3 separate regions of the Mus musculus genome follow, and all the other regions are linked to region 1. A link is a loop called in an ENCODE intact Hi-C map of the cell type or tissue named here. Cell type or tissue: heart. All regions are shown on one strand.

The links. Hi-C counts contacts between places; a loop is a spot of excess contacts. Peaks named below come from ENCODE experiments on the same cell type or tissue, not always from the same donor. Only the 100,000 strongest peaks of a DNase experiment are listed, where the experiment ranks them.
Region 2: a loop joins it to region 1, with 2.3 times the contacts of the local background. A loop is called at or near these places in 26 of 42 quality-filtered maps.
Region 3: it touches region 1 in a loop (2.3-fold over the local background); 3 of 42 quality-filtered maps call a loop at or near these places.

Annotation. Positions count from the first base shown.
Region 1 is chr2:71,450,966-71,455,965 of GRCm38, reverse strand. Metap1d (methionyl aminopeptidase type 1D (mitochondrial)) reads right to left here and starts at 2,628. Exons shown (of 10, transcript NM_025633.3): 1 at 2,568-2,628. The coding sequence starts at 2,607. In heart, a CTCF peak has its summit at 2,725; a DNase peak (open chromatin) is centred at 2,665; H3K4me3 peaks cover 1,589 bases; H3K27ac peaks cover 1,183 bases; H3K27me3 peaks cover 964 bases.
Region 2 is chr2:71,526,672-71,531,671 of GRCm38, reverse strand. Dlx1 (distal-less homeobox 1) reads right to left here and starts at 2,227. Exons shown (of 3, transcript NM_010053.2): 1 at 1,366-2,227; 2 at 516-715. The coding sequence starts at 1,678. It also overlaps Dlx1as. In heart, no CTCF peak of the experiment used is centred here; a DNase peak (open chromatin) is centred at 1,951; H3K4me3 peaks cover 3,142 bases; H3K27ac peaks cover 1,818 bases; H3K27me3 peaks cover 4,547 bases.
Region 3 is chr2:71,387,268-71,392,267 of GRCm38, reverse strand. It overlaps Hat1 (histone aminotransferase 1), which reads right to left and starts at 3,008. Exons shown (of 11, transcript NM_026115.4): 1 at 2,964-3,008; 2 at 2,270-2,365. The coding sequence starts at 2,970. In heart, no CTCF peak of the experiment used is centred here; a DNase peak (open chromatin) is centred at 3,097; H3K4me3 peaks cover 1,806 bases; H3K27ac peaks cover 1,429 bases.

The DNA of each region.
Region 1 (5,000 bases):
TAGAACACAGCTATGTTCACTTGTACTTGGCAGAGTTGTGTAATTGTAACAGAGAATATTGCTCACAAAAGTCTAAGATACTATCTGACCTTTACTGAGTTCTACATTGGAGTAAGACCTCTGGTATTTCCCCTAAAAATAAAGGCACCCCCCCAAAAAAAAATCTGTTCTAACAAAGATAACACCAAGTGTGGGAGAACCAAACTACCTGCCTAATACTCAACATATTTTAAAGAAAAAAAATCAACATAATCTCCAAAAGATACCAGTCATTGTGTTACATATATAATTATGTTACATGAGCTGTGAAGCAGGAAAGTGTAGCCAATCAATTATCACCACCATCATCACCACCATCATCAAATAAGACAGACTGTGGGGAAACTCTGATTTCAAGTGTTTAAAATAGCCGTTACGGGGCTAGAGAGATGGTTCCGTGGTTAAAAGCACTTACTGCTCTTCCAGAGGATCTGGCCAGTTGGATTCTCATAACCTGTATCTTATGGCTCACAACTGCCTATAATTTCAGTTCCAGGGGATATGACTCCCTCTGGCCTCCTCAGGTACCTGCACATATGTGGTGCACGTAAACTCAAGATGGATTACATGCATGCACATAAATAAAAAATAAATCTTTTTTTAAAAAGTTGTTATGTTTACTGGGTGTGGCAGCACATGCTTGGAAATGGCAGAAGGACCAGGAATTCAAGCCCGCCCTACACAAGACCCTGTCTCATAAAATAAAATGTAACAATTGTTACAAGAGCATGACTGGGAAATCTGAACAGAGAAACTGACAGAGAAATGCCCAGTATGACGGGTGGTTTACACCACTAATCTCAACACACGGTGGTAGAGGCGGAAGGACCAGGAGTTCAAGGCTACAGGAGATTCTGTCTTAAAACAAATAAATAGCTAAATAGAAATTCTAAAAATAAGTACAATATACAAGACAATGAGTAGGATTCTCAGTCTTTCTGTCTTTCTTTTCTTCCTTCTTTGTTCCTTCCTTCCTTCCTTTTTTTCTTTCTTTCTCCTCTTATGGAGCAGGGGAACCCCAAACCAAGGCTTATGGGTGCTAACCACTGAGCTATACTCCCTAGGCACAGTTTTCAGAGATACATAGGCAAAAGAATCTACAAATAAAGTGATATACCTAGGACATCCTTTAAAATAATACCATCGTGGGAGGCACTGTGGCTGGGGTGGAGAAGTGAGTGTCTCTACACACATGATTTGTGAGCAGACAATGTGTATGCAGAGTTTGCCGCTCTGTTGTGTGTTTGAAATTTCTCCTATGAAGAACATTTCAAAGGCTAAAAAAAGAAAATCTAATCTTCACATGAACAAGTTGTATTAAATGTACAAGATCATTCAAGTGATGAGAAGTTCTGGGTACACACAGAATGACCAGAGTCATCTTTGCCAAAAACCTCTAAGATATGTAGCACTATATTTTGAGTGCTTTGGAAAATATGGGCATTTCATAAAAACTGAATATTTTATTTCACAAAGCCGTGAATCGTGTATGTCATTCTCTGTATGTATTATATTAGATACACATATACACACAAATATAACTACACAAATATATGAGTATCTGATTTCACAAAGGGGGGGCTGTATTGAGCTAAACTGGGCTGGTGAGATGGTTCAGTGGGTAAAGCCTGAACCAAGCCTCATGGTCTGAAAAACAGATAATGGGAGAACTCCCACAAGTTCTCCTATGACCCTGTGACCTTTGTATGCACACCTTGGCACCTGTTTGAGCATACACCAGACAAACAAATATATGTAATTTTAATGTCCTACAACTTGCTTTTTCCAAATATTCCAAATAATATATTTTTGTGGACACCATTCCATGTCAACGTCAAACTTTTTTACACACCCTTAGATACACACAAATAAGTTGGTATCTGACTTCACAAAAGGGGATTGTATTAAGTTAAGCTGGACTGGTGAGATGGCTCGGAAGGTATATAATACGTGCTGAGTATTGCTCTGAAAATATTTACCTCCTAAAACCGTTCCTATGTGCCTGGCACTTAAATTGTATCTAAAGTCGTTGGTGTTCCTTTTTTTTTTTTTCGTCCTTCTTGAACCTATTTTTGAGTTCTTGCTAGCAAAGAATCCGAACCTAGTACTAATTCAACAACGATTCGCCGGAAACGCATCTGTTTGGAATGCCCCTGACATCGTTAGCTCTCCTAAGTCATCATGACTGTCATCACCTTTTACAAGTTTCTCAAAAAGGCATGCCAATCCAACAGCTCTAAACCGAGTGTTCCGGCGCATTTCACCGTCGTCGCTGGTAGATACGTCTGCAACACTAACCACACAAGTAAAGAGAGGGAAGAAAACTTCAGGTAACGACCCACAAATCTCAAGAACTAAGCACTCAAGCAACATGGTAAGAAGAGGACAAACGTGTGTCTGTTTCTGCAGCGTGCCAACGTGTATGGTATACGCGGGTCCGACTGAAAGTACGCACGTGCGTACCAAGCCCACGCGCGGACGTGTCTCTGGGCGCGTAGCCCTGGAGCGGTCGTATGCCGATCGCTTACCTCCACGGACGAGCAGGGGGACGCCGATGGGCGCCGCCATGTTGGCTCCGGTCACGTGGCCAAGAGAGCCTCGCAGCTCCGCCCACTGGAGTAGCCGCGCTCTCAAAGCCCAGAAGCGCTGAAGCAGTGGGAGGCGAGTGCGCGCGCGCGCGTGAGCTGGCTTGCAGGAGCCCGGGCTAGCGAGTGCCTCTGGTGTCGAGGCCAGCAGCTCCGTCTGCGGCCAGCTCGCTTCCACCAGGAGAGGCTGGCTCCGGCCGCAGTTCTCTCTCTGAGCTTCCAGACCCATCAGGGATGGAAGAAAGTCGTCATGTAAGTGTAGCCTCCAGTATTTATAGAATCACCATTTTGGTGCATGGATACGTGAAGTTGGGCGAGAGGAAAAAAAAAACAAACAAACAAACACAATTTAGTGTGCAACAAAGCACTTTCATCGCCTTTCATTCGGTTACAAATCATTTCCAGGCAACTAGTTGAAAAAGTTGGATCAGTTTGATCAGCTTCCCTTTGCAATGTTAGAATATTAATTACTCAGCAGAGACTCCAGAATAGAATAGTTGGGACACCTATGTGGCCCTGTGGGTATCTTCACAGGATTTCTCCTTCCCTGATGACACTTCCTGCTTGGCAGTATTAACTGCTGTTATCCCTAAATTAGATATTTAAAGAATGACGCATGTCAGCTTGCATAGCCCCTATGTCAAGGCAAGTGAGGCAGCCGCTGTACCTTCGATGATACTGTTGCCCGATTTCACCAGGTTCTGTGCCTCTTGCCCTTGTTTTGCGGTGGAGTCCAGACGCTCATGGACCAGGTGTTATCCATCTTGGTAGCTTCCTGTGCTCAACACAGACCATGATACCCCAAGATGTGTATGGTGAAAGAACCCAAACTGTAGTGTAGCAGTTTCTGGACTTTGAATGCAGTCGAGATCGATAAGGATTCCTTGTGAATATGTGGATGTCTTCTCATTGATTTTAAAGAATCCACATGCGGGCTGGAGAGATGGCTCGGCGGTTAAGAACACTTAGGACTCTTCCTGAGTTCAATTCCCAGCAACCACATGGTGGCTCACAACCATCTTTAATAGAACCTGATGCCCTCCTCTTGTGTGTCTGAAGATAGCTACACTGTACTACATATATAAAATAAAAAATAAAAGAGTCCACATGCTCAACTGGCACACCTTTAACCTCAGGAGGCAGAGTTCAACTCATCACAAACCTCAAATCGGAGAACACTTAATCCAAGGGTATTCTTTTTGTTTGAGAATATCATACACACATAGAATGTGTTTTTGTCTAATACACTCCCAGCACCACCACGCGCCCCCATCCTTCTCCTCCAACTCCTGCTCATCCCTTCCACCACATTTCCCTTTCAACTTCATGTGCTTTTATTTTAACACACTGAGTCCATCTACTGCCAGTATGCACATGAATGTAGGGCCATCTACTGGAGCACGGGGATCCTTTCAGGGGCAGAAACCCTGGAGAAAACTGACCACCCTCATCCCCTCAGTAGCTCTGTCAATTGTCAGCTATGAATGGGACTTTGTGTCCTTGTCCCAATCTATGTTGAGATCTCGGCTAGCTAGGTCTTGTGCGTGTAGTGACAGCCATTATGAATCCATGTGTGCCTTGGTCCTGTTTCATCCAGAAAACACTTCCACAGAGGTCACCCTGTACCTCTGGCCCTTAGAATCTTTTCATAGCTCCCCTCTTAGGAGATCATCCCCTGAACCTTGGAGTTAGGGAATGTGTGTGTGTGTGTGTGTGTGTGTGTGTGTGTGTATGTGTGTATGTGTGTGTGTGTGTGTGTGTGTGTGTATGTGTGTATGTGTGTGTGTGTTTGTGTGTGTGTGTGTATGTGTGTGTGTGTGTGTGTGTGTGTGTGTGAGAGAGAGAGAGAGAGAGAGAGAGAGACAGACAGACAGACAGACAGAGAGACAGAGAGAGGGTATAGATAGAGATAGATAAAGAGATAGATATTGATCTAGATAGAGATATATCTCCCATTTAGGGATGAGCACAGTCTATTAATCTTGCACATTGGCCAGTTGTCAGTCTTTATATTAATCTCCATCTACTTCAAAAAGAAGTTTCTCTCAGGAAGATTAAGAAACACACAGATGTATGGGTATAAAGATAAGACCTTAGGGTGCAGCTCAATACCATGTCCATTTAGGAGAGTCAACATGGTGGTTCACCACCTCCATGGGTACTAGGAACACAGTTGGTACATAGACACTGGAAAGTGACATAAAAGGACACATGACATTGACTTCTGGAATGCATACACATGCTTGTGCTTATGTGCATATATACACTGTTCACATAAAAGACTTGCTGGGTGCCAGGTGTGGTGGCACATGCCTTTAATCCCAGTACTCAGGAGGCAGAGGCAGGAGTATTTCTGAATTCGAGGCCAGCCTGGTC
Region 2 (5,000 bases), 76 kb before region 1:
AAAGAAAAATCTCACTTTTTTTTTCCCCCTTCTTCTTAAGGATCTGGAACTTGGGAAGTGAAGGGCCAGAGGGAAGGATCTGCCTCTGCCACCTCGCAAGAAGAAGGAGGTGGGGGAAGCAGGCTTAGGCCCAGGACCTGAGTGATTAGTGGCACACTTTAAAGGCTAAGGAAGATTAAATCCCCCTTCTATTGTTCCAGTTGTTCAGGCACGTGTGACCTCAGAACCTCCAAACAAAACGTCTGGGGAAATCCTTCCAGTTCCCTGCCTGGTCAGAAGACCAGGTAGCCTGCAGGTCAGAGAGTAGGGTCCGAGCTAGGGCAAACAGTTTGAGGGAGGAAGAGGAGACGCTGAAAGTCAGAGGTGGATACACACACACACACACACACACACACACACACACGGGTTGGGGGGCGGACTGTGACACCTAGAACCAGAGGCCCAGCGAACAAAAAATGTGAAGCCTGGGGCTGGAGCCCAGCTCCCGAGGCTTGTTTGGCAGAGCGGCCAGGTACCTGCGTCTGTGTGAGTCCCAAGGAGGCCGCCAGCTCCGCCCTCTCAGGCAGAGCTAAGTACTGAGTTTGTTGGAACCTCCGGTTCAAAGCCTGCAACTGCAAACTGGAATAAATTGTCCTGGGTTTACGGATCTTTTTCCCTTTGCCGTTAAAGCGCACCTCGCCGCCTTCCACCACCGTACTCTTCTCGGAGTCCGCCCCTGGAGGGACAACAGAAGCAGAGACCCTTGTTAATGCTGCACTGCCTTTAGTGAGGAGGGACGAGAATGAATGTCTATGGATGGGTTGGCAGAAGTAGGGTCCGGAAAAGAACGTTCAAGAAACCCTGAAAGACTGCGAAGGTCCCTCAAGGTCCGAGCGCACGTCCCTGGCTGCTGCAGACAGAATTGGGTCGTTCCCAAGAGCGCAGCTATTGCCTTTGCAGAGAAAGTTTGCTATTTTTTGCAGGCGGTAGTTGAGGTTTAATTACCCTTAATTGCATACATTGTTTATAGCGCTACGCAATAAATAATTACCGAGACTAATACGTGCACATGTGGGTTTCTGTTTTCCAGCAGGGCATTGTGTGCTCGGCGCACCGAGCGGCCCAGAGGCCCAGCCAGTGCCAGGAGACGCGCTCGGATTTATCCTTTGCTGGACAGTTGTAAATTGAATTGACTTATAATTTTTTTCTTTTCAGTGACAAGGATCCACAGATTGATATCCGAAACCTCTACTACTTCCGCGCTTTCCCCACCCCCACCCACCTCTCTACCCCACACTCTCTTGTCTTTTCTCTTTCCCCCTCCCCTTCTCCCCCTCTCTCCTATTCTCCTTCCCTTCTCTCCTTGTCCCTGGCAAGCGCACGTACCTGGGTCCTCCAGGCGGCTCTGGGCGAGGCTGGCGCTGCCGGGGTAGGACTGCACGGAACTGATGTAGGGGCTGGACGCGTGGCTGCTGACCGAGTTGACGTAGGGGTAGCCCAGCGGTCGGGAGAAGGATGAGGCCGAACTGTAGGCACCGTCGGGCTGCGAATGGCCCGCCGAGTGTAAACAGTGCATGGAGTAGTGCCCGTGGGACATGGGAGAAGGAGACATTTGCTGGTTGGGCGGCCCAAACTCCATAAACACAGCCTTGCCCGACACGGGGCTGTTGAGACTTTCTGGCATGGTGGTCATGGTCATCTCTTCTCGCGGGGTCTGGGTGTGGGTCTTTCTCTCCTCTGCTTCCCTTTTGGGGGTCTCTATGTTTCTCAGGACAGGAAGGAACCCAATTTAAGCGGAACAGGGGTTTTCACTTTCCATTCATAAGAAAATGGAGTTTGTCTCTTTGAAAAGTCTAAGCATGATGCTGCCGAGCTCCCCAAACTCGGTTCAAAGCTTTGACTCAGCCAAGGTCATAAATATTCATGAGCTGGTGGAGCTGATTGGTCGGCTCTCTTGCATAATCACCGGGGATTGGTCCGAGAAGCTCGGGCTCGGCTGGACTAGAGCGGGCGACGCGGCCCGGCCTGGGGAGAATCCGGTCCACACGTCCCGGCCGGGGCTCCTCTGCAACAGAGCGCGCGGAGCGGGACGCACAATGGGCTGCGGCGTCCGCGCAGGAACCTCGAAGGCGCGCGACTCCAGCCTCCCGCCTCCCTCGCGCGCTTCCCGCCCCAGAAACCAACCAGCCGCGCCCTGCCGTCGCCCTCCCCCTTGCTGTCCCCACCCTTCGCCCGCCCCCAACGCCTGGGACCCCGGACCACTTCTTCTTGAGGTCACCTAGTCCGGTGCGGAGCGCCGCTCCAGAGTCCGGCCGCGGTCTCTGGATCGCGGAGTCGCGCACTGGGCGACAACCCAGGTAGCCTGCAGCCAGCGGTCCTTCTGAGCGTCTTGTGCCTAGCTCAGCGCGCTCCAGGCCGCGCCTCCCAGGTTGGGGTTCTCTCGGCCACATCCCGGGGATCTGGGTTTGGGGGCCCTCTGGCCCAACTCACTCACTCGGCCGCCGCCCCGCCGTTGCCACCGTTCCCAGGGGCTTGCTCGCATCTCTCCAGGCCCAGCTGGCCACTCCAGCTCGAGGCTGCACGGGTCTGATCAAAGCAGTGCGCGTGGAGAGCCAGGAACCCACGCTTCTCCACCCAGGAAAGGCGGCCGCACCGCCTCCCCCCTCCTTTCCCTCCCAACCTTCCTGCCTCCCCCTCCCCTCTCCACTCCCCCTGAGCCACGAGCCCCGGGCTCACTCGCCCCGAGGGCGCGGCTCAGCGTGGAGTCCTGAGGGCCCGCAGTCGCCTGGTGGCTGGTGCATCGAACTCCTGCCAGGTGGTCATTTTCCGACCTCCTGGGGTCTGGCCAGAGTACTTGGGGTTTGGGAGTCCTAGGGAGACACCGACACCCTCAGCAAATCCTGATCAGTGGTAGGCTTGAATATTTGTGTTTAGATATGCCCCTCTCTGTCGCCCGATCTCTTCCTCACCTCCAGTGGCCAAAGCTGGAGCCTCCGGGCCCGGGGGTGAGGTGGGGAAGCTGGTGAAGGAAAGAGCTGCCAAAGCGCGCTGTCTACCATCTGGGTGCAAGTGTTGAAAAGTGCACAAAAGATTCTCTCGCACTCCACCCCCCCACTACTACCACACACCACCTCGCGTGGCGCAAACTACGCTGGTTGCTAGGGACTGTTGGTTCCCAATCCCGCCAGCCCCACGATGAATCCCAAATTACTTTGTTAGGTAATTAGAAAGTGTTGATAATTATTTCTTTCATAATTTAGCGGTGTGACGGGGACCGGGGGAAATGATCTTGTGAAAGTTCACACGTGCACACGTATTAGTTACTGATTCATTTGATTAAATGGTAGTCTCAAGTGCTCAGATCCGCAGCTGAAGGCGCCCCATTAGCATAACACTGATGTTTAATTTTCATACGCATAATTAGCCATATATTTAACACTAATAGCAACATGCAGCCTTTCAGCGTTAAACAGCCCGGGGATTTGATCTGGCCTGAGCTGAACCTGCGCCGCGGCACCTTCCCCTATCTGGAGTGCACAGTGATCACAGGGAGACCTCTGTAATCAAGCACATTTTGGCAGAGGGAACACCAATAAAAATGAACATTCAAAACAAATTACATCGGTGATGTCGTTACAGATATGAGTACAGGGGATTCATTCTCATTCTCTCTCTCTCTCTCTCTCTCTCTCTCTCTCTCTCTCTCTCTCTCTCTCTCTCTCTCTCTCTCTCCTTCAGCAGCAGCTCCTGCCTAAAGATTTCCTCTTCTGATTAAAGGCATGAGGCTGTGCGCAGAAACATTTCATGCAGCATGTTGGTTGGAGCAAAAGAGAAAAACAAAAGAAAGAGGAAAAAAACAAAACAAAAAACAACAGTCCAAAATTCGTAAACCAATAAAGGGTTTGCCATCGCCTGAAAGGTTTTTTGTTTTGTTTTTGTTTTTTCCTTAATCGCCAAACCACAAGGTGAGGCTTTGTAACACCAACCAACTAAGAACTCCAACTCGCCTCGTCCTGGTCTTCCTGTCGTACTCGCGATTTTAATAGCTCCTTCTTAGTGCCTGTTTTGGGGTGTGGAGTGCCGTCCTGTGCGCCCAACGCAGCCGCTTGGATGCCATCTGAACCGAAGGTCTCTTCGCCTTGCGGGCCTTGCCCATGTAAGTGATCGCTGCGGTTGTGCGCCGGGGTTGGGATGGGGAAAACTGGACTGGTGTCTCTTGGAATTTAGTGCAAGGTATGGGGACGTCGGATGGCCGGATTGCCTAGGACCAGTTTATCCCAGAGACTGGTTGGGTTGGGGAACCAGAGAGCGACCATGGGTCTACTAGGTGCTCTGTCCTTCCACTTAGCAGAGCAGGAGGCCAGGCTGGCTACTGGGAACGGGTGGGCACGATAGGGTTTCAGAGTCTGGCCACATTTAGAACTGAGCTGTGTGTAGGTGAGGGAGCACACTTGAGAATTATTTCCTAACTCAAGGAAGCAAGTCTTGGGAGAAACTGAGCCGGGTCCCTGAAAGAGTGTACAGGCCTCAGCAAACTTCAGGAAGTGAGATCTTATCTCTACTTTGTGAGTCCCGGTGTGCAGTCCTCCAACTGACCCAACTCTAAAGTGACACACCTGCTCCAAAATGCTCAGACCTTTGCCAGCCCAAGTATGAAAGGAACTTAGACTCTCCCATTGGTCCTGAAGGTTCCAGATCGGGAGCAGAACTCACGGGAGTCACCTCAGGAGCCAACAGCTCAGGTAGCCAGCTTACACTTCCTGTCTGGAATCCCTGCGGTTCAGGGTTAGGCGTCAGGTCAATTTAGTTGGTCAGCTGATGAGGAAGTGGAAGAGAGGAGGCTCTTAAAAAACAAAAACAAAACAAAACAAAAAAACGAACCCTACTTCTCAGTCTTAACTTCAAAGAACATTACACAAAATTCCTTTAAGTTTGTTTCCTACAGAGCTGCTGCGTTTAGCAGCACAGGCTAGATTACTAAATCAGATTATATACCTTCCCCATAAATACCTTCACCTGCA
Region 3 (5,000 bases), 64 kb after region 1:
GCCATCCTCAGTTACAAGAGACCCCCATCTCAAAAAAAAGAAACAAACAACAAATTATGTTAAGAAAAACAAACGAACAAACAAAAAAACAGGTTATAACAACAAAAATATGGTGGTAGTATGGGTACTTTTGTGGGAGGCAATGTCACTAAAGAATAGTACATTCCCTTCATCTGCCTTGACCTCTATGCAGCTGTGGTTGCCTTTCAACTCCTGATCCTCCTGCCTCCACGTCCCAGGTGTTAGGATTACAGGTATACACCACAAGTAGAAATATGTGGCTCTCCAGAGTTCACTGCCCTGCCATTCTCGCAGAAATTGCTAGAGACCCCATGTCATGGAAGTAACAGTGGAGAATGACAAAGAAAGCGGGTATCCTCCACTGGCTTCTGCATGTGTGCAAACTGTTATGTATACATCACACATTTTCAAGCTGCAGAGAAAGCACATTATATAACAGAATGCCAGTTTTAGAAAAATAACATATGTAAGTACAGAAAATACCATCTTGATTAGGAGTCTGTGGAGTGAAGGTTCAGTAAACTATGACCTCTTGTCACAATCACTGGATTAGTTGCATTGGTTCTAGTTTCATTTCTGGCGCTGTGATAAAACACTGACTAAAAGCAACTCTGTCAAGGATTTAAATGGCTTATGATTTCAGGTCCATCACTAAGGGAAATACAAGACCAGCCTGGTTTACAGAGTAAGTTCCAGGACAGTCAGGAGCCTACATTTAGCCTGGGGTAATGATTCTCTACCGTCTGTCTTTGCAGATGTCCTTTCTGAACATTTTAAACAAATGGACACACTATACTGGTTTTGCCTGCCTTCTTTTACTTAGCATGTTTTTCAGATTTCTCCACATTGTGTGACAGGTATCAGAACTTCTATTGTCAGACAATATTCCACTGAATAACTATGGCATACTTTATCTGTTTACCAACTGCTTTATGAGTTGTTTACACTTTTTGGCTATTGTAAATAACTCACTTTTAAGTATTCATGTATAAATGAACATCTTCACTTCCCTTGAACAGACACCTAATAAAAGGGCTGGCTCACGTAGCTAATTTATGTTTGTTTTTTTTTTTAAACTAGGGCTGGTGAGATGGCTCAGTTGATAAGAGCACCCGACTGCTCTTCCGAAGGTCCGGAGTTCAAATCCCAGCAACCACATGGTGACTCACAACCATCTGTAACAAGATCTGACGCCCTCTTCTGGAGTGTCTGAAGACAGCTACAGTGTACTTACATATAATAAATAAATAAATCTTTAAAAAAAAAAAAAAAAGAGCACTGGTCTCTTCCAGAGGTCCTGAGTTCAATTCCCAGCAAACACATGGTGGGAATCTGATGTCCTCTTCTGGTATTCATGAAGATAGAGAAAGCACTTATGAACATAAAATACATTTAAATTTTTTTTCCAAACCAAAGTTGTTATATCATTTTAGATATAATACCAGCAACCCATGAATTTCCACATCCTAACCAACAGCTGTTATTATCATATTTGCAATTTTTTTTAAAAAGATTTATTTATTATATCTAAGTACACTGTAGCTGTCTTCAGACACACCAGAAGAGGGCATCCGATCTCATCATAGATGTTTGTGAGTCACCATGTAGTTTCTAGGATTTGAACTCAAGACCTCCGGAAGAACAGTCAGTGCTCTTACCAGTCCTGCTCCCTGGGGCCTGAAGATTGATTGATTGAATGATTATATGTAAGTACGAGCACCAGAAGAGAGCATCAGATCTCATTACAGATGGTTGTAAGCCACCATGTGGTTGCTGGGATTTGAACTCAGGACCTCTGGAAAAACAGTCAATGATCTTAACAGCTGAGCCATCTCTCCATCCCCCATTTGCAATTTTTTCCCCCGAGACAGGGTTTCTCTGTATAGCTCTGGCTGTCCTAGAACTCACTCTGTAGACCAAGGCTGGCCTCGAACTCAGAAATCCGCCTGCCTCTGCCTCCCAAGTGCTGGGATTAAAGGCATGCGGCACCACTGCCTGGTGTATTTGCAATTTTTAAGATGAGATCACATATACTTTCTGCCACACTATCTTTCACTTTCTTATCACTATCTTTCCCCTACCCCTTCTACCGCATGAACTTAGAGAACTGCCTAAAATCTCCATGTCCAGTCAACGCAGAAAGTACCTGTTACGTAATCGTCTTAACCTCAAGCTGTGTTTCCTATTTTAAAGGCTCTGTTAAATACAGGGCTGCACACACAGAACTCCTCTGAAAGGAAATACGCACCTAGTTTCAGCTCGATTGCTGTGTTGGTGTTACACTTGTACTCTGCTAGTTTCTTCTCCACGGCACTCTTATACTCCACCAGAAATTTCTCCAAGGCTAGAAACGAATAAAGCACAGCAAGAGGATTCTACTACACACAGCACAGAAGTTCCATTCTAAGTGACAAGTTGGGCAGTGTAAAAACGACTTTCTCAAAGGACATCTAAAAAAACAATGATCTCAGGAATCCTGAAGGGTTATGAGACCCTGAGTGTGCCCTGAACCAGGGCAGGGCAGCAGCACCGCGCTCGCTCAGAAGTTGGCTGGGAGGGAGGTGGGCAGGGCCCTGGAGAGGATCAGCTGGCGGGAACTGGACCTAATGGGTTACATTAGGGCGACAGTGAGCAAAGGGGAACGAGGGGGTGAAAGGCTCCGAGGCAGACCGCGCTCCACCAGACCAAACTGAGCGCCTTGCCTGAGCTCAAGGCCCGGGAGGCCCACGGGAGGCGCCGAGCGTCAGCACCGGGGGCGGTGGCGCCGAGCGCGGCCCACCGGGAGCCAGTCCCCGACCCTCAGTGCCTCGCGGAAGGGAGAGGCCTTCTGGAACCTCTGCTAGAGCCCGAAAGTTCCAGGCGGCCACTGTCACGGCCGCCTCAACGTTCTTCCCCAGAAGCACCCGCCTCCTCCCCTTGCTAAACTTTTCCCGGGAACTTACCCGCCATTTCCGAGCTCCGAGCGCCCGCAGCTGAGGAAGGACAAATCAACCCGCGCGCTCCCGGGCCGGAAGTGACCGCAAGGACTTACGCGTTTCCCCCGCCCATCCTCGGCGAGCCACGAACCAATGAGAGGGAGAAGGTCCAGGCGCGCGGCGGCGGAAGTGCCTCAGGAGGCGGGGCTAGCACCGTGAGAAGGCGCCCGCGGTTGCCTAGCCACCGCACGTGAGGATGCCCTCACCCCATGTCTTCGGCGTCCCAGCCTGTGCGGCTTGCTGGCCACTAGAGACTTGCTTAGAAATTAATGTGAATTCTCAAACAGCTTAAGGCGATTGTCCTTCCCATCTTTTGGCCCGAACGCAAGTTTTTCTGTGGGGGTTTCATTTCGAAGTTTTTAAACTTTTTGATTCAACTTTGCCATAACCCATTTTAAAAGGTTCCTCTGAATTTTATTCGTATTTTGGAGCTGGGTGACCAATTCAGAGTCATACTTATGGTAGACATAAGGCTCTGCCACTAACCCATTATAGACTTTCTTTGTGCTCCCAAATTGAAAAATAGTGCCATATTAAAGAACTCAGGGACCCAAAATGGAAGACTCCCGAAAGCTGTGCTCTGATTACATGCTAGCGTGCACAACTATTAAAAGTAAAATTTAGAAATATACCTGCTTTTGCTCTTAAGTTTTCTGGACAACCATTTAGCTCACTAAAAGTGGTTACTAACACTACCTCAAGTGGCTTGATTTAGTTGGACTTGTATGAGGTCCTAGTGGCTTGAACTAATCATAGGATACTACCCATTTTTAATCATGGGCCTTATTATTTAGTTGCTTTTGGATTTTTTTTTTTCTCCCAGAGGATAATTTGCTATTTACCTCTACGATGGTATTCAAATACCAGACTCCCTGGTGTCAACACATTTGCTGATACGCTTTAAAATGATGCATGCCGTATGGAAAGTTGATCTTTGGTATATCGGGTCTCTCTAGAAAAGAAGGAACCAATGGAATGAACATATATTAAAAGATGACTTACCACCTTGGCTTATGTGGTACACTTGGAGAGGCCAGACAGTGGTTGTCTCACAGCAAATGCTGAAAACCTGGTGGTCAGTCCTCAAAGCTAGGAGCCTCAGCCCAATCTGCCTGTGAAGACCTGAGGGACTCCTGGAGAACTGTTGGGTCTCTGCCTAGCAAGGTTCTAATACCAGCGCTTGAGAAGGCTAGGCTGACTCCATGACAGGCTTCAAATTGGCAGTTAAGGAGGTTAGGCCTAAATCTCTTACCAAGACCTGGGCAAGTCCAGGCAAGTCCAGGCCTCCGAAGCCGGCCCGCCACCTGTCTGGCCACCTGTCTGGCCCGAGGCAAGGACAATGGGTCAGCAGCAGTTTCCAGGCCTCCCCCAACAAGTTTACAGCCTCTCTACCCCGGCAATGGAATGTCAGTAGAGATGGACCCAACAGATTATCATAGAGGTCACCTACCCCAGAACTCCCTAATGTGCTTTAAATCAGGCCTCTGAGCTCACTTGGGTGTCTCTCTACCTGGGTCATGGGAGACCCAGCTTGCTAGACTTCTGCAGAATTCAACACTCTTTGTGGTTACATACTATTGGAGTCCAGGGTGACATCCTTCAGCAAATCATGGACCCTTACACACCAAAAAGGTCAATGAACTCTCCAGTGAGAATGAAGGTTAAGGAGGCAAGTTAGCAAAGCTTTCTTTCTGCCTTTTACCTGGGCCATTACCAGAAGGTGCTGCTCACACTTAAAGTGAGTCTTCTCCCATCAATTAAGATGATCAAGGCAATCCCCAGCAAACATGCTCACACTAATATAGGTTTGTGTGGGTCATATATGTATGTGTTATATAGTATATATGTGTATATATGTATGTAGTATGTAATACATATATGCATGTATGTGTGTATATAAACATTTATATGTGTGTATTTTGTTCTATGCCATGGTGACAGTTAAAACTAACCATCACACGTGGTGAAATAGTCTAGAATTAATATGCTCTCTAGTATTAGAGA